Linked DNA regions of Homo sapiens: region 1 is linked to region 2. Evidence: read pairs that join two places in POLR2A ChIA-PET (ENCODE). Cell type or tissue: OCI-LY7. All regions are shown on one strand. Each heading gives the region's core, and the rest is flanking DNA. Links, peaks and the distances in the headings are about the cores only.

The links. Peaks named below come from ENCODE experiments on the same cell type or tissue, not always from the same donor. Only the 100,000 strongest peaks of a DNase experiment are listed, where the experiment ranks them.
Region 1: POLR2A ChIA-PET joins it to region 2 with 7 read pairs; 4 of 35 experiments call an interaction of 5 or more read pairs at or near these places.

What each region holds. Positions count from the first base shown.
Region 1 is chr3:170,388,170-170,399,481 of GRCh38, reverse strand. It overlaps SKIL (SKI like proto-oncogene), which reads right to left. Exons shown (of 7, transcript NM_005414.5): 5 at 9,018-9,259; 6 at 8,222-8,446; 7 at 2,647-7,223. The coding sequence ends at 7,065. Among named protein-coding and RNA genes, the nearest start is that of CLDN11, 25 kb to the left of the region's middle. In OCI-LY7, for the core only: no CTCF peak of the experiment used is centred there; no DNase peak of the experiment used is centred there.
Region 2 is chr3:170,333,897-170,345,208 of GRCh38, reverse strand. No RefSeq gene overlaps it. Among named protein-coding and RNA genes, the nearest start is that of SKIL, 18 kb to the left of the region's middle. RefSeq lists a silencer at 6,321-6,521. In OCI-LY7, for the core only: no CTCF peak of the experiment used is centred there; a DNase peak (open chromatin) is centred at 6,228.

The sequences.
Region 1 (11,312 bases), core at 2,271-10,270, 54 kb before region 2:
AGGGTCTCACTCTGTCACCCAGGCTGGAGTGCAGTGGCGTACATCTGCCTCCCGGGTTCAAGTGATTCTCCTGCCTCAACCTCCTGAGTAGCTGGATGGTGAGTACAGGCATGCACCACCACACCTAGCTAATTGTTTTTGTATTTTTAGTAGAAATGGGGTTTCACCATGTTAGCCAGGCTGGTCTCGAACTCCTGGCCTCAAGTGATCCACCCACCTCGGCCTCCCAAAGTGCTGAGATTACAGGCATGAGCCACTGTGCCTAGCCTAATTCCAGCACTTTGGGAGGCCGAGGTGGGCAGATCACCTGAAGTGAGGAGTTCAAGACCAGTCTGGCCAACATAATGAAACCCTGTCTCTACTAAAAATACAAAAAAATAGCTGGGTGTGGTGGTGTGCGCCTGTAATCCCAGCTACTTGGGAGGCTGAGGCAGGAGAAATCGTGTGAACCCAGGAGATGGAGGTTGCAGTGAGCCGAGATTGCGCCATTGCACTCCAGCCTGGGTGACAGTGCGGGACTCCATCTCAAAAAATATATAAAAATAAAAAATAAGGGATTAATATCCAGAATATATAAAGAATCCCTACAACTCAACAATAACAACAATTTTTTAAATGGGCAAAGGACTTGAATAGTTCTCCAAAAATACACAACGCACACGGTGCTCAACATCATCAGTCACTAGAGAAATGCAAATGAAGTAACACTTCACACCCAATAGGATGGCTAATACTGGTAAAATGGAAAATAACATGTGTTGGCAAGGGTGTAGAGAAACTGTAACCATCATGCATTCCTGGTGCGGATGAAAAATGAAGCAGTCCTGTGGAAAACGTATGTGATTCTTCAAAAAGTTAAATATAGAATCACCATATGATCCAACAATTCTACTCCTAGGTATACATCCAAAAGAAGAGAAAGCAGGGACTTAAGTAGACAACTGTAAACCAATGTTCATAGCAGCATTATTTGCAATAGCTAAAAGGTGCAAACAATGAAATTGTCAATCAACAGATGGATAAACAGAATGTAGTATAAACATGCAATGGAGTACTATTCAGCCATACAAACAAGTGAAATTCTGAGACATGAAACAACACGGATGTATGTTGAAAACATCATGATCAATGAAACAAGTTAGACATAAAGGACAAGTATTTTTATTCCACTTACATATCTAGAATAGGCAAATTCAGAGACGGAAAATAGAAAAAAAGTTATCAGGGGCTGGGGGAGAAGATATGCATTAGGGAGTTACTGTTTAATAGGTACAGAGCTTCTGTTTGGGATAATGAAAAAATGCTGAAAACAATGGTGATAGTTGCCTAACATTGTGACTATGTCATTGAATCGTACACTTAAAAACGGCTAAAATACTAAATTGTTGTGTACATCTCATCACAAAAAAAAATTTAATTACAACTTAGAGGGTACTATAAATAGACTCTAAGATAGTCCCTAATGATCCCTGCCTCCCGGTATTCAAACCCTATGTAAACTTGTCCTGTAATAAAACAAAAGTGAGTGTGTGACGTACAGTCTGGGTCATAAAAAAATTGTGGCATGACGTTTTCTTCTGGATCACTCATTTGGGGTAAACTAGTCATGTCATGAACAGCTCCATGGACAGGTCCACATAGTGAGCAATTGAGCACCTTGTCGGCAACCATGTAAGTGAGCTCGGAGGCAAATCCTTCAGTTCAATGCAGCTTTCAGACTTCAACCCTGGGTAACATCCTAAGTGCAACCTTACAAGAGCTCCTGAGCCGCAACAGCAAGCTAAATGTTCCTGGATTTTTTTTTTAATTGCCCTTATTGATAACACCATGATATAATGTATAAGTAGCTTGGGGTTTTTTATTTTTAGAGACAAGGTCTCACTCCGCTCACTCTTACCCAGGCTGGAGTACAGTGGTGTGATTATGTAACAGCTCACCACAGCCTGAAACTGCTACTCCTGGGTTCAAGCGATCCTCCCACCCCAGACTCCCAAAGCACTGGGATTACAGGTAAGAGCCAGTGTGCTTGGCCATCTCCTGGATTTCTGACATTGATAAATTGTGGGGTAATTTGTTATGCAGTAGATAACTTATACCAGGGATTTGGTAAGGATGTTAAAGCTGAAGTCTAAAAATCATTAAATAATCACATAATGCTGGTATTTTCATCACCTGAAATATTGCATAAAATTTCCTGTTCTACAATAAAACACATTTTTCAAGTTAGTGTGTAACGAATAATGTACTTTTTTTTTTTTTTTTTTTTTTGAGACAGTTTTCGCTCGTCACCCAGGCTGAAGTGCAATGGCACGATCCCGGCTCACTGCAACCTCTGCTTCCTGGATTCAAGCGATTCTCCTGCCTCAGCCTCCCAAGTAGCTGGGATTACAAGCATGAGTCACCACACCCGGCTAATTTTGTATTTTTAGTAGAGACAGCGTTTCACCATGCTGGCCAGGCTGATCTCAAACTCCTTCACCTCAGGTGATCTGCCTGCCTTGGCCTCCCAAAGTGCTGGGATTACAGGCATGAGCCACTGCGCCCAGCCTACGAATAATAGACTTTAAAGGAACAAAGAAGAAAATGTCAATCTTAGGGAATGAGAAAGTTAAGCTCACACACGATACTGAAATAACTTGAATCAAATTTAATTGGCATTAAAAGTTTTTATTTAGTATTTGATCCACAATCTATACAAGTTATTTACAAGGCATGAAAATGGAAAACAGCACAAAATACAATTGAGGTATAAGCTCAGAGCACAGTATGTCATGTTTCAATAAATATAATTCAAAATTTGTAAACTAGGTGACCAGATACATGAGTCTTATTTTTAGTAAAACCATATAAAATATTTATTTCACGTGAGGTAGAGGACAGTTTTCTGTGTCATGTAATGCAACCAACCACAGCAACTTTAACCATAAAACTGTACATCATTGGCAAAATTTTAACTTTAATTATGGTCAATGTAGCCAATTATTTGTTTCAACAGTTGCAGAACAGATATTTCATTTACTGCCTTCACAGATTAGAAATTCAAAAGTAATTTAAGACTACTATGTTGGCTTAAAATTATCAGGATAAACAAATACTTCTAACAGGATAGTAAAAACAAGTAAAATTTTATTTCTCATAAACTAATTCCTCAAAAGATGTCCTACATTTAGCAACTGTTTTCTAGGACATGTTTACTAGAACTACTTTAAGTATGCTGTGCTTTCTTTTCAAGTGAGGTATCTATATTGAGGAAAAAAATCTTATAAATTCCTTTTACATTAAACTAATTTAATACACTATTTTGTTTTCTGGGCTGAATTTTTAAATTTTTTTCTTACATTTGATCACTTTCTAATTCAAAAATTGTAGCACTACATAGGACATTTAATTCTATTACTAAATAGGCTCCAAATTACATTATACAGTTTAGAAACCATTTCAATGAATGGATTTACAAAAAAAAAAAAAAAACTGTCCTTTTAAATGAAATGCAATATAAAATACTAATACACTTTTCTTCCAAAAGTGGAAATGCTTAAGTACCCTATACTAGAAAAAAAAAATTAGGCTGTTTATTCAATTCCACAATGTATAATACAGCAGTTTTATGTCCCTTATTGCTGACAGCTTCGATAAAAACTATTAACAAGTAGTTCCAAGCACAGAAACAGATGTACAGTATGAGCACGATTTTTCTTTATATTAATTTTTAATGTCCTATCATGTGGATTAAATGCATAAAGGGCAAATAAAAATGAGGAATCTTCCCTAAGTAATCAAAACATATGCCTTATTGAGAAGAAAATTTTAGAAGCTGATTAAAATCCTTCAGCACTAGCTTTGCAATTAATTCTGGAGAAATACCTTGACACATCTTATAGTATTTGAGTTTCCTTATAACTTTACCTTCCTTCAAACAGAAGCTACCTATGTGCAAATAAACTGGTTGTTCTGTCAGGACTTCTAAAAGATATGGATAACCGGCAAATATATACTTTATTTCACCTACTTTAATAGCTGCTTTACAATTCGCTATGTACAAATGATTTTATATCTTAACTGGTAATATATTAAATATGTTATAAAATTAGTTCAAGAAGCATAAAACACCCTAACTCTCATGAACACAGAAATTCAAGCAAAAGAATATGCTTAAACAAAAACTAAAGCACACAGCAAACGTAAATTGTTGGTCAAATCTTTTCATAGTGTTATAAGTTACATTTGTGAAATTTAGGGTAGTTGAAGAGCTTCCTCAATAACAGCAAGAGGTTTTACATTTATTACCTTTATAGAGTAGGTACACTTTTCTCATAAAGTTTAGCCTACAGAAACTATCGCCACCCAAATTAAACATCACCCAAGCTAATATTCTTTCTTCCTTCTAAAGATGAGCTAGCAAAACTTTTTATAGGTTGTCCCTTTAATGCAGCTTTTTAGAATAAACATTTTTACATTTTTTCTTAAAAGAATTATTTTTTGAAGTCTGAGGAAAAATCCGCTTGCCTAGTGAATTTGGCACACAAAGAGTAACAACAAATCAAACTTTAAGCTAGCAACCAACACACAAAATAAGCATGCAAAGAATAGAATAAGTTTTATATGGATAAGGTATTTTAGCCAACTCCACTTATAAGGTATTACAAAATCTCTATATTGTTTTGAAGCTATGTGTTGCAGTTTAAAGTTACTTTTAACAATAATACGTATATTTACAATTGACTTAAAAAACTATTTTCAAGGAAGTTAGAAACCTATGGCACACCAACGCATCTTCTGGAAAATGAAGACGATACAATGTCATGTGGCAAGTTTTCAATATATGAAGGACTAGAAAAAATATTTCTTTACTCAATTCTGAATTACAAGTTCATAATAATTTAATGGTGTTTAAGCACTGCTTAAAATTTTCCAATAACATATTTCAAGGATTAAGCAATTTATTTTAGAAGTTTTGGGTTAAACAAATTATCATTTTCTAGGTAACATAAAGCAGAAAGGTTCCAAGTGAATTAGAAATATAAATGAAATTATAGGTGTTTGAGTTTGTCTTCCAAAAAGCTGAGCTGTGACACAAATAATTCAAAATTAAAATAAAACTATATCATAAATATCTGATTTTTCCTTCTCCAGATCTAAATAGATTGTATTGGGAGAATATGTCATTTTAAATATTTGTTTCTAAAAATTAGCCGGGAGTGGTGGTGGGTGCCTGTAGTCCCAGCTACTCGGGAGGCTGAGGCAGGAGAATGGCTTGAACCCAGGAGGCAGAGCTTGCAGTGAGCCGAGATTGCACCACTGAACTCCAGCCTGGGAGACAGCGAGACTCTGTCTCAAAAAAAAAAAAAAAAAAAAAAAAAAAAAAATTTGTTTCTACATGTCATTTTAATATTTGTTCCTCCTTGAGAAGATTCCAAGACTCAACGAATTAAATTAGTCTTAATATAGCAAAATTTAAATGGAAAATAGAAAACACACATTTAGGTTATACTCAATTTAGTAAATAAATTACATTTGGGGAAGTACAAAATTCTTTTTGGATATGTACTATTAAGCAAAATATGAAAATAACTGGTTAAATGACAACCTAGTGATTCTTTCTACACCATTAGATTATCTACCTTCTATGCTGGAAATAGAATATAACCTTAACCCTAGCTAATTTATTTTAAAATAAATATAGCTCTCTGAAGTAATTTCATACATAGTATCTTATAAGAGAACATGAAAAACATTTATTATCCCATAAAATCCATGGGGTAATAATGTCAATTAATGATAGTTTCAGGAAACTCCCTTTAAAAACAGATCTAAGAATTTTACCTAATATATTTTGAGCCAAGAATTAACAAATATGAAATTTGCCATTAGAGAATGACAGACTTTTCTGTGCAAAAAAAAAGTGCAGAAGATGTTGTCCCTCCTGAAACTATGGAATTCCTTTATCTTCTAAAACTTATCTAAAAATCTTTTAGTAGCAGGTAACTAAACTGTCCTATATGCACCTATCATGTACTATCAGTTGACTGTAAATTCCTGATTTTGATATTAAGTAGTAAATGAAAATGGTCCATTCGTGCAAATTTTGGTAAGACAACATTTAAACATACAGAAGTCCAAAATAACCTTCAAGGTGTTTAACATTTTACAACTTAAAGGAAAACAAGTCCATTATATAAATTTTAGTAAGACTCATAACTACATGTAAAAACTGTACAGGAGGATTATGGATTGTATAGAAACTGATACACAACAGTGGTATCAGTTTTTCTCAAGAACGTTAATATTTTCACACCACTATTAACAACACAAACAAAAGTTCAGAAATTATCACATTTTATTTTTGAAAAGTTGCTGCTTAAAAAAAAATCTAACTATAACCACATTTAAACTGAAAAACAAATTACAACTGCTGCTTCTGTTTAGCAGCAGCACATAACAACACATTCTTCTTCCCCACTGTGCTCATGGGGTATGCTATAACCTCAGTAAAATTCCTCCTAGGGTACACATTAAAAAGAAGAGAACTGGTGGAAATTCATTCCACAATCTGAACAAAGTAAAAGTAAATTTGGTGTATGTTAATGAGTACACCATATCAACTTAGAAAAATTGTGTTAATGAGAAAAGGGGAGATTCAACTCCTTGAGTAGCTCTATATACTTAAAATATAAAGCCACCATTGTATCTAAAATTGAGTCTGAAATATGGATAACAAAATTGACCACAGCTATTTTCCAACACATATTGCAGCTTTTAAAAAGTACACAATTGTTAAGTTTGCATTAGAAATATAAGCAGATTACCTACTAGTTGAAACCATATAGTATTGTTACTAAGCTGATTTTTTTAAAAAAGTACAAAGAAACATACATTTTCATTCATTTGGAAAATGTAAAAATTTAAGTACTAATATATAATCTCTTCACTTTCTCTGATCTACAAATGGATAGAATGCCTAGTTATCGTCATGCAGATAAATTCTTCAGAATTCAATTACCAAAGCAAGCAACAAACAAAAAAAACCTTGTCAGTAATACACAGATGAATCTCTTTAACAGTTTCTATTCTTTAGCAGTCTTTGATGATTTCAGAATTTGCAGCTTTAGCTCTTTTATCATCATCTCTAACTTCTGTCTTGCTTCCCGTTCCTGTCTGAGTTCATCTTGGAGTTCTTGCCTATCGGCCTCAGCATGGTCCAATCTCTGCCTCAGTTCTGCCAACTATGTGATTTAAAAGGCGCTATCAATTTTAATTGTTTTGTTTTTCCATTTAATCCTCATATCATAGAAAATATCTATTTTCAAATTACTTTTTACAAAACGAACTATTTCATGTATACTAAATCCATTAAGCATCTAATACTATTAATCTGACATCTGACAGGACACTAAATTTAAGAAAAAGCAAAGGAACAAGAGGAAGGAACACATCCAGCATGTTCATGTTCATTATGCCCTATACTTTACTATACCGCTCATCACAGCCTGCTCATGTTAGTTATTTGTTCATGTTCCTTAAATTGTGAGATTCTATTAACAAAAGAGAATTGCTTATTTTTGCTCCAGTGCTTTTGAACATAACAGGCAACAGTTCCTGTTTGTTAATTTGTAGATTTGAAAGCTCATATACTACATTAAAATAATATAACATATAATATTCAGAGGGCTAGAGATTAGCAATTTAGGTAACTAAACTGCAGTAACCCGATAAAAATTTAAACTAATAAAAGCAACAAACATCAAAATAATCATCTTGGACAATACAGCATAAAGCTATGTTTAACAGAATTATCTATTTTGAAATCTAGCTTAGTAAACTGAGCTTGACAAAAAGTAATTCCTTTATTAGAGAAGTAACGGTGGCCGGGTGCAGTGGCTCATGCTTGTAATCCCAGCATTTTGGGAGGCTGAGGTGGGCAGATCATGAGGTCAGGAGTTCAAGACCAGACTGACCAACATGGTGAAACCCCGTCTCTACTAAAAAATACAAAATTTAGCTGGGCATAGTGTCGCACGCCTGTAATCCCAGCTACAATCAGGAGGCTGAGGCAGGAAAATTGCTTGAACCCGGGAGGCAGAGGTTGTGGGGAGCTGAGATTGTGCCACTGCACTCCAGCCTGGGCGACAGAGCAGTCTCTGTCTCAAAAAAAAAAAAGAGAGAAGTAACAGTTTCCATTTCCATGCTGAAAGGGCACCATTATACAAACAGTAATTCTTACCTGTCCTGCATATTCAGCCTCTTTGTCTTTTTCTAAATTTGAGTCACAGGTACATTTTTGCTTCATTATCTGCTCCAATTTTTTCTCTAAGTCTTTCTGTTCAACATAAAATTCTTCCATTCTTTGAGCATGTTCATTCTGCAAAGATTCAAGCTCTTTCTGTAAATTCTGCTGTTCTTCAGTGAGTTCCTTCATAGATTTTGAACTACTCAACATTTTTACTTCCTGTAATGTAAAGAATCACAATACAAGTTTTACTTTATTTTCACCATGTTAAAATTTTCAGTTCTGGAAAACATAGCACAGAAAATACCTAAAATTCAGCTATCATTATCAGTTCTATATAGAGGTAATTATTTTAAAAAACTATTTTCTCAAAAAATTTTAAAATATATTAAAATTGCTTTTCAGTGTAAAACAATAATCTTAAGTACATTTGTAGCATCTCGTTTTGACTTTTCTTACTAAGAATATACAGGGGGGCTGGGCGCAGTGGCTCACACCTGTAATCCCAGCACTTTGGGAGGCCAAGGCTGGTGGATCACAAGGTCAAAAGTTCGAGCCTGGCCAGCATGGAGAAACCCCATCTCTACTAAGAATACAAAATTTAGCCAGGCATGGTGGCACGTGCCTGTAATGCTAGCTACTCGGAAGGCTAAGGCAGAAGAATTGCTTGAACCTGTGAGGTGGAGGTTTCAGTGAGCTGAGACTGCGCCACTGCACTCCAGCCTGGGCGACAGAGCAATATACAAAAGTATCTTTTCATAATGGACTATCATTTAGATAACAATTTTACCATCTGAAGTTGTTGCTTCTTTTGCAAAATCAAGTTTAGTTTTTCCTGTTGTTTTAAATAAGTTCTCATTACTTCTTCCATGATTTTTCCCTTATCATCCTCACAAATGACATCTTTCACAAGAAGCGGAGATGAAGCGGCAGCAACAAGGCCAATTCCCACTTTGTTTATGTCTCTGACTAAGTTGCAAGTGGCAGACTCAGATTTCCTTTTACTTGTAGAATTATTTGAGATTGATGCATCTTGGAGAGAAAAAAATCAAGTAACAAAGTATGAATATCACTCCATTAAAAAAATCACTAGAACAATCCATAAATGTAATTTTTAAAACATTTCATTTATAAATTAGACCAAAACAAATAAAATAGGAATAAATTTAACAAAAGCAGTGCAAGTACAATGAAAACTACAAAACATCACTAAAAGAAATTTAAGACCTAAATACATGGAAAGACATCCCAAATTCATGGATTGGAAGACTTAATATTGTTAAGACAGTAATAGTCTCCAAATTGATCTACTTATCAGTGCAATCCCTATCAAAATCCCCACTGGATTTTTTGCAGAAATTGAAAAGCAGTTTCTAAAATCCATATGGAAATGCAACAAACCCAAAATAGGCAAAATAATCTTGAAAAAGAATAACGAAGTTGAAAGACTCACAATTCCCAATTTCAAAGCTTACTACAAAGCTACAGAAATCAAGACTGTGTGACATGATTTAAAGATAGACATACAGATCAGTAGAACAGAATTCAGAGTCCAGAAATTTAAAAAACTCATACTTTATAAGGCAATTGTTGTTGACAAAGGTGCCAAAGCAATTCAGTCAGGAAAGAATAATCTTTTCTGGCCAGGCGCGGTGGCTCACGCCTGTAATCCCAGCACTTTGGGAGGCCGAGAAGGGCGGATCACGACGTCAGGAGATTGAGACCATCCTGGCTAACATGGTGAAACCCTGTCTCTACTAAAAAATACAAAAAATTTGCCAGGCTTGGTGGCGGGCGCCTGTAGTCCCAGCTACTCGGGAGGCTGAGGCAGAAGAATGGCGTGAACCTGGGAGGCGGAGCTTGCAGTGAGCCGAGATAGCGCCACTGCACTCCAGCCTGGGCAACAGAGCAAGACTCCGTCTCAAAAAAAAAAAAAAAGGAAAGAATAATCTTTTCAACATACGGACAACTATATCCACATGCAAAAGAATAAGGTTGGACCTTATGCTGTATACAAAAATTAACTCTAAACTGATCAAAGACCTAAATGTAAGAGCTACAACCCTTAAACATAAATTTCTTGGCTGGATGTGGTGGCTCACGCCTATAATCCCAGCACTTTGGGAGGCCGAGGCAGGTGGATTACCTGAGGTCAGGAGTTCACCACCAGCCTGACCAACATGGTAAAACTCTGTCTCTACTAAAAATACAAAAAAAATTAGCCAGGCATGGTGGCGCGCACCTGTAATCCCAGCTACTCAGGAGGCTGAGACAGAAAAATTGGTTGAACCCGGGAGGTGGAGGTTGCAGTGAGCTGAGATGGCACCACTGTACTCCAGCCTGGGCAACAGAGTGAGACTCTGTCTCAAAAATAAATAAATAAATAAATAAATACATAAATAAATATTTCTTGGAATTGGGATTAGGCAATAGTTTCTTAGATATGATACCTAAAACAAGAAAAAAATAGATAAATTGGATGTAATAAACATTTAAAACTTTTGTGCTTCAAAGAACACTAACACGGCCAAGCGCGGTGGCTCACACCAGTAATCCCAACACTTTGGGAGGCTGAGGCAGGTGGATTGCTTAAGCTCACGAGTTTGAGACCAGCCTCAACATGGCAAAACCCCAACTCCACCAAAAATACAAAAATTAGCCGAGCATGGTGGTACATCCCTGTAGTCCCAGCTACTTGGGAGGCTGAGGTGAAAGGATGGATTAAGCCCAGGAGGTAGAGGTTGCAGTGAGCCAAGCTGGGGTGATACAGCCAGACTTTGTCTCAGGAAAAAAAAAAGAACACTAACAAGAAAGTAAAAAGAAAACAGTATGGTAAATCAAATATCTGATAAGGATCCAGTATCCAGAATATATAAAGAACTCTTACAACTCAATAGTAAAACAACCTAGCATTAAAATAGCCAAAAGACCTGAATAGACATTTCTCCAAAGATATGCAATGTCCAAGAAAAACATGAAAAGATACTCAATATCATCATTCACTGAGAAATTGCAAATTAAAACCATGAAATACCACTTCACAACCACTAGGATGGCTATATTCAAAAGACAAACAATAACAAGT
Region 2 (11,312 bases), core at 2,139-10,138:
AAGGAGCCACCTATCTTTTGTTGGTTGAGGATGACTCGGTGTTTTCTTTATGAGAAGCCATGAGAGAAGTTTCTGTTGGGCCTTAACTGCTTTGCTTCTGTCTTGCAAAAACTAAGAGGAATCTTTTTTTTTTTTTTTTTTTTGCTCTTGTTACCCAGGCTGGAGTGCACTGGCACAATCTTGGCTCACTGCAACCTCCGCGTCCCGGGTTCAAGTGATTCTCCTGCCTCAGCCTCCCAAATAGCTGGGATTACAGGCACACACCACCATGCCCGGCTAATTTTTGTATTTTTAGTAGAGACAGGGTTTCACCATGTTAGTCAGGCTGGTCTCAAACTCCTGACCTCAGGTGATCCTCTCACCTTGGCCTTCCAAAGTGCTGGGATTACAGGCGTGACCCACCGCACCCAGCCCTAAGAGGATTCTTATTAATCACATTTTTTCCCCAGCTCCTTAGAAGCTCAGGATCACACTTGTAGGCTACCGCTAGCTGCGATTGTGTGTTGACTATACCCTTAGTTTGATTTTATTTCCCATCTTAAATTTCTCATTGCTCTCATTTCAGCTATGAGACAGGGAAGAAAGAGGGGAAGGAGAGAGGGAGGGAAAGAGAGAAGTCCAGGATAAGAGAAAGATAAACTGAAAGTTCTGGTTAATATGTCATTTGTTGATTCCTTTTGCGTACAAATAGAAGTGCCATGTCCACCTTATAAACACTAAGATGACTTTCATCTTAGTACAAAGTATTTGTACCAAGAGGATCTCAGAACTAAAAGAGAGAGAGAGAAAAAAAAAAAAACCAAAAAACTTTGTCATTATTTTCATCCATCCTGTCCATATAATTTAATCAGATAATTTTGGTTAATGAGTAGATATCCATTCCATTAGCTTTAAGTCACATGGAGGTGGTGGATTATAAGGAAAACCGTAACTGCAACCAGAAAGTCCTCAGGCTCCCAGGTAGCCAAGTACACCTTCTTTTCTTCATAACTTTGACTTACAAGTGGTATCGTTAGAGGCGTGTGAACCAGTTACAGGCAACTACATGTAAAATAGAAGCTGGGTAAAATAAGGCTGAAACCTACTGGGCTGCATTCCCAGACGGTTAAGGCATTCTAAGTCACAGGATGAGATACGAGGTCAGCAGGAAATACAGGTCATAAAGACCTTGCTGATAAAACAGGTTGCAGTAAAGGAGCCAGCCAAAAACCCTCCAAAACCTAAATGGCCACGAGAGCAATGTCTGGTCATCCTCACTGCTACACTCCACCAGTGCCATGACAGTTTACAAATGCCATGGCAATGACAGGAAGTTACCCTATATGGTCTAAAAAGGGGAGGCACGAATAATCCACTCCTTGTTTAGCATATCATCGAGAAATAACCATAAAAATGGGCAACCAACAGCCTTCGGGGGCTGCTCTGTGTATAGAGTAGCCATTCTTTTATTCCTTTACTTTCTTGGTTTTTTTTTTTTTTTTTTTTTTTTTGAGATGGAGTTTCGCTCTTGTTGCTCAGGCTGGAGTGCAATGGTGCCATCTCGGCTCACCGCAACCTCCGACTCCCGGGTTCAAGCGATTCTCCTGCCTCAACCCCCTCTCCCCCCGCCCTCACACCCCGCCCCCCCGCCCTAGTAGCTGGGATTACAGGCACGGCCACCACCCCCAGTTAATTTTGTGTTTTTAGTAGAGACGGGGTTTCTCCATATTGGTCAGGCTGGTCTCGAACTCCCAACCTCAGATGATCCGCCCGCCTCGGTCTTCTAAAGTGCTGGGACTACAGGTGTGAGCCACTGCACCCAGTTTATTTCTTTACTTTCTTAATAAACTTGCGGCTCACATCTGTAATCCCAGCACTTTGGGAGACCGAGGCGGCAGATCACGAGGTCAAGAGATTGAGACCATCCTGGCCAACATGGGGAAACCCTATTTCTACTAAAAATACAAAAATTAGCCGGGTGTGGTGGCATGCCTGTAGTCGTAGCTCTTCAGGGGGCTGAGGCAGGAGAATAGATTGAACCCAGGAGGCAGAGGTTGCAGTGAGCTGAGATGGCGCCATTGCACTCCAGCCTGGCAACAGTGTGAGACTCCGTCTCAATGAAATGAAATAAAAAATAAATAAACTTGCTTTCGCTTTGGACTGCGGACTTGCCCTGATTTCTTTGTTGCGTGAGATCCAAGAACCCTCTCTTGGGGTCTGGATCAGGACCCCTGTCCTGTAACATATTTCTGGCGACCACAGAAGGGACTACAGTGCAGAAACCCCCGACCCAGCGGCTACTTTTGGGTAAGTGTTGGGGTCTGGTAACATCTTTCTCATGAACCACAAAAGGGACAATACTGAGGAGACCCCCTGACCCAAAGGAAATAGACTGCAGCACTGATTGGACGACTTTGGGTAAGTGATGGGGTACCCAGATAAAGAATGGGATCGGGTTAGAGGCCAAAACTTAGGAGAGTTAGAGTCTCTTCTAAAACAAAGTGCATTAGAGGTCCCTCTTAATAAAAGGCAAGGATGCAGCCAGGCATGTTGGCTCACGCCTGTAATCCCAGCACTTTGGGAGGCTGAGGCAGGCAGATCACAAGGTCAGGAGTTCGAGACCAGTCTGGCCAAGATAGTGAAACCTCATCTCCACTAAAAATAAAAAAAGTTAGCCGGGTGTGGTGGTGTGCACCTGTAATCCCAGCTACTCAGGAGGCTGAGGCAGGAGAATAGCGTAAACCCAGGAGGCAGAGGTTGCAGTGAGCCGAGATAGTGCTATTGCACTCCAGCCTGGGTGACAGAGCAAGACTCTGTCTGAAGAAAAAGGACAAGAACGCTTCTCCGACCTTAGGGTTAGAGGCCCAACTTAGAAGAGTTAGAGTCCCTTCTAAGATTTAGGGTATTGGAGGCCCCTCTCAGTAAAGGCCCTCTCGGCTAAGAACAGGTTCGGCACTATGGGATGCTATTCTCTTTGGATTAATCTGCTTTGCACTGTTTGCTGATGGCTGTGGGTGACAGTGTTAGGCATGTACAGGATCATGGAACATGGGGAGCTTTTTCCTCCCCAGAAGGGGAAACTTGAGAGCTGATGGCACTGCTGGAAAAGATCCCTTTGCTACTGACAAGCGGCCGCCTGAACTTTTCATTGTCGGCTGCAATGAGTGGGTCTTTTCTCTGGCTCCCTAAGCTCTTCACCTTCCCCACCCTGCCGCAGATAATACTTTCCTTCTCTAATTTTCCTTTCTCTTTTCTGTTACTCAGGGCAACCATCTTGCCCAGAGACCACGTGTTGAAACTCCAAATCAGAGGTTGGATCAAAGGTGACGGGCCTGGCTGGGCATGGTGGCTCACACTTGTAATCCCAGAACTTTGGGAGCCTGAGGCTTGGGATCACGAGGTCAGGAGTTCGAGACCAGCCTGGCCAACATAGTAAAACCCCATCTCTACTAAAAATACAAAAATTATCTGGGTGTGGTGGCGGGCGCCTATAATCCCAGCTACTTGGGAGTCTGAGGCAGGAGAATAGCTTGAACCCGGGAGGCAGAAGTTGCAGTAAGCCGAGAACGTGCCACTGCACTACAGCCTGGGCAACAGAGTGAGACTCTGTCACAAAACACAAAAAACAAACAAAAAATGACGAGGTTCATCTGGGGGCAAATTTAAGCCTTGTCAGTTTGATATTGGTTGCTAAGCAGAGTGGCTAATGTCTATGTTTTATCACACATATTTTGCTCTGGCCAAAATGAAAAAAAATGTAATTTCCCTTTATGATGCGGCTTGGCCCCCAGGGCGATGGTGCCACAAGCCTGATCAGTAGTGCTGCTCAGGGAAAGGGAACCCAGAAGCCTGGTGTGCTGGCAAAAGGGTAAGAATTTTCCTACCAGTCAGATTTCTGGCTTATCTCTCTGTACAGATGGTTTGATGAATGGTTAAAACAAAACAAAACAAACAAACAAACAAACAAAAACCAGTGCTTATTTCCTCTGTAAAGTTTTGATTAATGTGAAAAGAATTCTAAGGCTAATCTTAAGCTGGTGTATTTTGTGCTATGAATTTGTTTTTCTGTGTTGAAGGGTACTTTAGGATAAAACACGGACTTGGAACACCTGTAAGCCCACTTTTCAAGACCACCCAGCAAGCTGGTCAGTAACAAGCTTGGCTGCAGCTCCCTGAAACAAAAAAACTGGATGAAGTCTCCACGTTTTTTTATGTTCTTGGGAGCCTGACCTTTTAACCATGTGGCAGTACTTTATTTTGGTCTCTGCCATCAGGGAACAGGAATTTTAGGATTTATATCATATTCATCTCTAAAAATCATATTAAATTGTTAAAAAGCCTTTGGAAGCTCAAAATTAACTACTCTAGGCTCGTTCCAGGAAAAGAAGTGGGGACTGCCCATGCTGTAGCTCAGAAGCTGAGATTTTACACTTTCACAGTGGTGGTCCAGGTTTGATTCCCCACCTAGGAAGTAAGTCGTTTCTGGTTTAATATCTGCGTAAACTTGTCTATTCTCTTCTCCTCCACAGACTGTCTTACATTTTCCTTTCTCTATGTACCTGGGAGATTACCTTTGGTAAGTTTAAAAAGCCAGAAATATCTGCCATTTGGCATAAGAAATTCTAAAGGAACTTTAATAAAGAGTGCTATGGTTAAAATCAGTATAATTAAAAGTGGATATTCAAGCTCTAACAGCCTGGACTCCTTGGGAAAAACAGGAGGCACAGGAGACCCCTTTCCTGGCCATGTTCTTCCAAGGGCTCCACCATAAAGCCATTAATGCAATTAAGAAACTTAAAAACCAGGCCGGGCATAGTGGCTCACACTTGTAATCCTAGCAGTCTGGGAGGCTGAAGCAGGTGGATCATGAGGTCAGGAGATCGAGACCATCCTGACTAACACAGTGAAACCCCGAATCTACTAAAAAATACAAAAAATTGGCTGGGCGCGGTGGCTCACGCCTGTAATTCCAACACTTTGAGAGGCCGAGGTGGGCAGATCACCTGAGGTCAGGAATCCCAGACCAGCTTGGCCAACATGGTGAAACCCCGTCTGTACTTAAAACACAAAAAATTATCTGGATGTGGTGGTATGCACCTGTAATCCCAGCTACTTGGGAGGATGAGGCAGGAGAATCAACTGAACCCGGGAGGGGGATGTTGCAGTGAGCCGAGACAGTGCCACTGCATTCCAGCCTCGGGAACAAGAGCAAGACTTCATCTCAAAAAAAAAAAAAAAAAATTAGCCAGACATGGTAGTGGGCGCCTGTAGTCCCAGCTACTCAGGAGGCTGAGGCAGGAGAATGGTGTGAACGTAGGCAGTGAGCCTAGATTGTGCCACTGCACTCCAGCCCAGGTGACAGAGCAACACTCTGTCTCAAAAAAAAAAAAAGAAACTTAAAAACTGGCAAATGAAAAATCTTACACCTACTGTAGTAATCTTCTTCTGTCTTTCTGTGTACCTGTATATGTGTTGTGTATAATGTTTATACAAAAAAGCTCTAATTAATTGGCTTAAACAAAAATAATCACTTAAATCAAATATTTTGAAAGCATGGCCAGGTGCGGTGTCTCATGCCTATAATCCCAGCACTTTGGGAGGCTGAAGTGGGTGGATCACCTGAGATCAGGAGTTCAAGACCAGCCTGGCCAACATGGTGAAACCCCATCTCTACCAAAAATACAAACATTAGCCAGGCATGGTGGTGCCTGCTTGTAGTCCCAGCTACCCGGGAGGCTGAGGGAGGAGAATCACTTGAACTTGGGAGGCAGAGGTTGCAGTGACCCCAGATTGCACACTGCACTCTAGCCTGGGTGACAGAGTGAGACTCTGGCTCAAAAAATATATATATATATTTTGAAAGCAAAACACAAACTGTAATGCCTTTTAGTTCATGTGACTTCAGTAATCTTTGGGAAATAAAAACAGCTTTAAAAATTATTGATAAAACATTTAGTCTAAATTATACAGGTCAAATATTAAGTTTGCTAAATGCTTTAAGGTCATAAACTGCTTCTTTAACTTTTAAAAATTGTTCAATGGATATCTTAAAGCCATTAGATTCTAGATAAGGCCTGCAGACATGTGGAATTAGCCATGCCCCCTAGCTATACAAAGAAGATTATAAAGAAAGAGATTTTATGTAAGAAAAGATCTTGTGTGATAAATTCTTGTTCTAAAGTAAATTGATGGGTTGTTTAAAAGGAGGGAAGTTTAGGGCAAGTCACAAAGTCCAAGAATGTCTCAGATGGTCTGTGTAAGTCGTGAAAGGGAATTTATGCAAGAAATGTACAATTCAAAGGTTGTTAGGTCTCCTAAATGCTTCATAAAATGCCACTATGACTCTTACTGTACAACTTGCCTGCTTAAGTAAGGTAAGGCCTGGGGCTGTGTGGAGTTAGCCTTGCCCCCTAGCTATGCTGGAGAGTCAGCCCTTATCTGCACTTCTGTGTGGTATGTCCTAGGCTAAGCTTCACACCTAGTACACAATTAAAATGGCTTACTAACCAGGGTTTTCACCAAAAGTAGAAGTGGCTAAAAGTTAACATTGTGACATGTAATTGAGACTATTGAATAAACAATTTTACATGTAAGATGTCTAAGGAAAGTAGAATGTACTTTTGGTAAAAGATTATAACAAGGCATGGGAATATGGTTTTATTGCCTAAAGGGTTAAAGAATTGTTTTAACTTAGAGTAAAGCTAAAGGTTTAAACAAGTTATGGAAGGTTTATAAAAATTAATTTTAAGAAATTCTGTATGTGAACATGTTGACTAAAGTTAAAGGGGTATTATTCAGTTTTTCCATAAATTAAATATTGGAATAAAAGCACAACAGGTTTTTCTTAGAGCACTAATCTGCTCTTTCACAAAAAAAAAAAAAAAAAAAGAAGGGGTTATAAAAGGTTTATAAGAATCTTACCTTACGGCTAAACATTAAAATTGGGTAAATATGTCTATAAGGTTTTATTAAAAATTGGGTTTAACATTAATAGTACATTAATGTGAAGGTGAAATTTGGCTTATTTGGTATAAGAATCATACAGGAAGCATTATCAAATGTGGAATGGTATTTTGCTTTCTTTGGACTATATTTGCATAAATGTGTTATTGGTATAAGTTCCAAAGTTATGGAAACTCCTGTAATTCTAATATGACTTAGTGTATGTTATCAGAAATTATAATTGTTATGTAAAATTTTGTGTGCCACAGAAGTAACCAAATTTCCTTGTCAATTGTGGCTTTAATAGCGGCTATCCTAAAACTTTTTATCTTCCACAGACAAGTGTTGTCTTGTTTTAATCCTCTTTAGAAGGTGGTTTATAATCAATTATAGAACTCTAACAGGTGTTCTTAAATGCAGGTTTTTCTGTAACTTTGGAGACTGTGACATCAAAATAGAGGAAAAAGCTTTCAGAACTCTCATAGAGAACTAAAATGTTAGTAACTATCAAATAGAAGTTAACTACATGGGCTAAACTGAAGAAGTCTAATCTTTTTAACTTTGCTTAAAACGCTGCTGATCCTTTGTTTTGTTTTTCAGAGTCAAGAAAACTTTTCTTTCGAGCTATTTATAGCTTTTAACAGTTGAGTATATTCCTATGAACAAATTTGGAGCATATTTGTTTCTCTCTACCTGATTTCTCCCAAATTTGGAAAGTAGTTGTTGAGTATTCTTAACTTATAGCAATATAGTTATTTGCATAGGTGCAATAAGAATCTGTTTTCTTTTGTAACAGGACGCAACTGGAGAAATTGGTTATTTTGCCAAGGCTTTGACTGGAATGGTGTGTTTTTCTTTAGGGAATTAAACTTGACTTATAGAGCCAATGAAAGCCCTGTGGGGAAGTGGCCTCATACCTTGCCTACAACAGTCCCTGTGCAGGGTTTCTGACCTGTGGTGAGTAAAGAATGTCACTTTCTGACAGGTCCAGGAGCCCCAAGTTATTTTGGACCTCAAGAGGAAAGAAATTTACCCAACTCATATGTATTTGAGGTTACAAACCCATAGTTGGGCTCAGCTTTAAAAAAGTCTTATCTAAAATTCTTTCTATGGAACAGAATTACATCAAAGCCAATTTAAAAAGAGCTTCTGCTGGGCACAGTGGCTCATGCCTGTAATCCCAGCACTTTGGGAGGCTAAGGTGGGCAGATCACCTGAGGTCAGAAGGTTGAGACCAGCCTGGCCAACATGGTAAAACCCCATCTCAACTAAAAATACAAAAATTAGCTGGGCATGGTGGTGGGCGTCTGTAATCCCAGCTACTCAGGAGCCTGAGGGAGGAGAATCACTTGAACCCAGGAGGCGGAGGTTGTAGTGAACCAAGATCGTGCCATTGCACTCCAACCTGGGCAACAAGGTGAGACTCCATCTCAAAAAATATAAATATAAAATAAAAAATAAATAAAAACAAAAAGATCTTATGTGAAAAATAATTATTCTTGCTGCACTTTATACAAATAATCAGGCCAAGTATAATATAGCAAATCACTGTTACCATGATTTGTCTATAGTAAAAATGGGAAACTGGAGAGAGAAATATATTTCAAAAACTATGGTATACTTGTTATTAGAGTCTAGTCTCATTAGTTGTTTTTAAATTTTGCTTTTTTAATGTAGGCTAACCTTGCTTATTCCTTTTTTTTTTTTTTTTTTGAGACAGAGTCTCGCTCTGCTGCCCAGGCTAGAGTGCGGTGGCACAATCTCAGCTCACTGTAACCTCTGCCTCCCAGGTTCAAGTGATTCCCCTGCCTCAGCCTCCCAAGTAACTGGGACAACAGGCAGGCACCACAACACTCAGCTACTTTTTTATATTTTTAGTAGAGATGGGGTTTCACCATATTGGCCAGGCTGGTCTCGAACTCCTGATCTCGTGATCCACCTGACTTGGCCTCCCAAAGTGCTGGGATTACAGGCGTGAGCCACTATTCCTGGCAACCCTGCTTATTCCTGTGAACCAAACAGTAATCGCTGACTGTTGCTCAGAAGAAACAAGAGGGATGGGTAATATAAACATTTGGATCAGTATTCTAAGTCTGGGCACATTACAATCAGCTAAAAACCCCATATTGACTTAGTTCCAACAGTTGCCCAGTTCATGAAAGGCCTTCTAATTTAACTTGGAATAGTTTACTTATTTGCTTTACTCTTTTTTTTTTTTTTTTTTTTTTGAGACAGAGTTTTGCTCTTGTCGCCCAGACTGGAGTGCAATGGCATGATCTCGGCTCACTGCAACCTCCACCTCTTAGGTTCAACCAATTCTCCTGCCTCAGCTTCCCAAGTAGCTGTGATTACAGGCATGCCCACCATGCCTAGCTAATTTTGTATTTTTAGTAGAGGCGGGGTTTCGCCATGTTGATCAGGCTAGTCTTGAACTCCTGACCTCAAGTGACTTGCCCGTGTCAGCCTCCCAAAGTGCTGGGATTATAGGCATTAGCCACCATGCTTGGCCTATTTTGCTTTACTCTTGGGGAATATATTGCCGTTGTACTTTGTGTAGGAACACAGGACAAGTTTACTGAATCTTTTCTTAAAGACTTATTAATCTTGCAGATATCACTTCTTGTCGAAACTCAAGAGTTATGAGTGTATCTTACCATACTGAAGCTTTCTGACTAAGCTCCTCTCTACCCAGAATGCAAGAGACCCTCATAGTTATGCAGGAATATCATCCCCCTATTCAGCCTGAAGAAGTTACAGAAGATGGATCTTCTTCCCTCTGCAGCCCTTAGGATTAAGGCTTCTCTTATAAAAGGGAGGGGGGAAATGTCTGAGGTTCGTGAATCACAGCAACTCCATCTTTTTTTTTTTTTTTTGGAGATGGAGTCTTGCTCTGTTGCCCGGGCTGGAGTGCAGTGGTGCAATCTTGGCTCACTGCAACCTCCACCTTCTGGGTTCAAGCAATTCTCCTGCCTCAGCCTCCCCAGCAGCTAGGACTACAGGTGCGTGCCACCACACCCAGCTAATTTTTTGTATTTTTAGTAGAGACAGGGTTTCACTGTGGTAGCCAGGATGCTCTCGATCTCCTGACCTTGTGACCTGCCCACCTCAGCCTCCCAAAGTGCTGGGATTACAGGCATGAGCCACCGGACCTGGTGCAACTCCATCTTAAATAGGAGCTGGGTAGAATAGGGCTGAAACTTACTGGGCTGCATTCCCAGGCAATTAAGGCATTCTGAGTCACAGGGTAAGATAGCAGGTCAGCACAAAATACAGGTCATAAAGACCTTGCTGATAAAACAGGTTGCAGTGGCCGGGCACAGTGGCTCACACCTGTAACCTCAGCACTGTGGGAGGCCGAGGCAGGTGGATCACCTGAGGTCAGTAGTTCAAGACCAGCAAGGCCAACATGGCGAAACCCCATGTCTACTAAAAATATAAAAATTAATCAGGTGTGGTGGTAGCAGGCACCTGTAATCCCAACTACTCAGGAGGCTGAGGCAGGAGAATCGCTTGAACCCGGGAGGCAGAGGTTGCAGTGAGCTGAGATTGCGCCACTGAACTCCAGCCTGGGCAGCACAGTAAGACTCTGCCTCAGGAAAACAAACAAACAAACAAAACAGGTTGCAGTAAAAGAGGTGACCAAAACCCACCAAAACCAAAATGGTGACGAGAGTGACCTCTGGTCATCCTCACTGCTACAGTCCCACCAGCACCATGACAATTTACAGATGCCATGGCAATGTCAGGAAGTTACCCTATATGGTATAAAAAGGGGAGGCATGAATAATCCACCCCTTGTTTAGCGTATGGTCAAGAAATAACCATAAAAATGGGCAACCAGCAGCCCTCAGGGCTGCTCTATGGAATAGCCATTCCTTTATTCCTTTTTTTTTTTTTTTTGAGATGGAATCTCGCTCTGTCACCCACGGTGACGTACAGTGACACGACCTCAGCCCACTGAAACCTCCGCCTCCTGGGTTCAAGCAATTCTCCTGCCTCAGCCTCCCAAGTAGCTGGGCCTTCAGGCATGTGCCACCATGCGCGGCTAATTTTTGCATTTTTAGCAGAGACAGGGTTTTCTCATGTTGGCCAGGATGCTCTTGAACTCCTGACCTCAGGTGATCCTCCCGCCTCAGCCTCCCAAAGTGCTGAGATTACAGGCGTGAGCCACTGCACCTGGCCAGAATCTTTCTTTTCTTTCTTTTATTGAGATAGATTCTCACTCTGTCACTCAGGCTGGAGTGCAGTGGTGCAATCACAGCTCACTCCAGCCTTCACTTCCCTAACTCAAGTGATCCTTGAACTTCAGCCTCCAGAGAAGCTGTGACTACAGGTGTGTGCCACCACACCCAGCTAGTTTTTATAATTTTGTGTAGAGATGAGTCTCACTA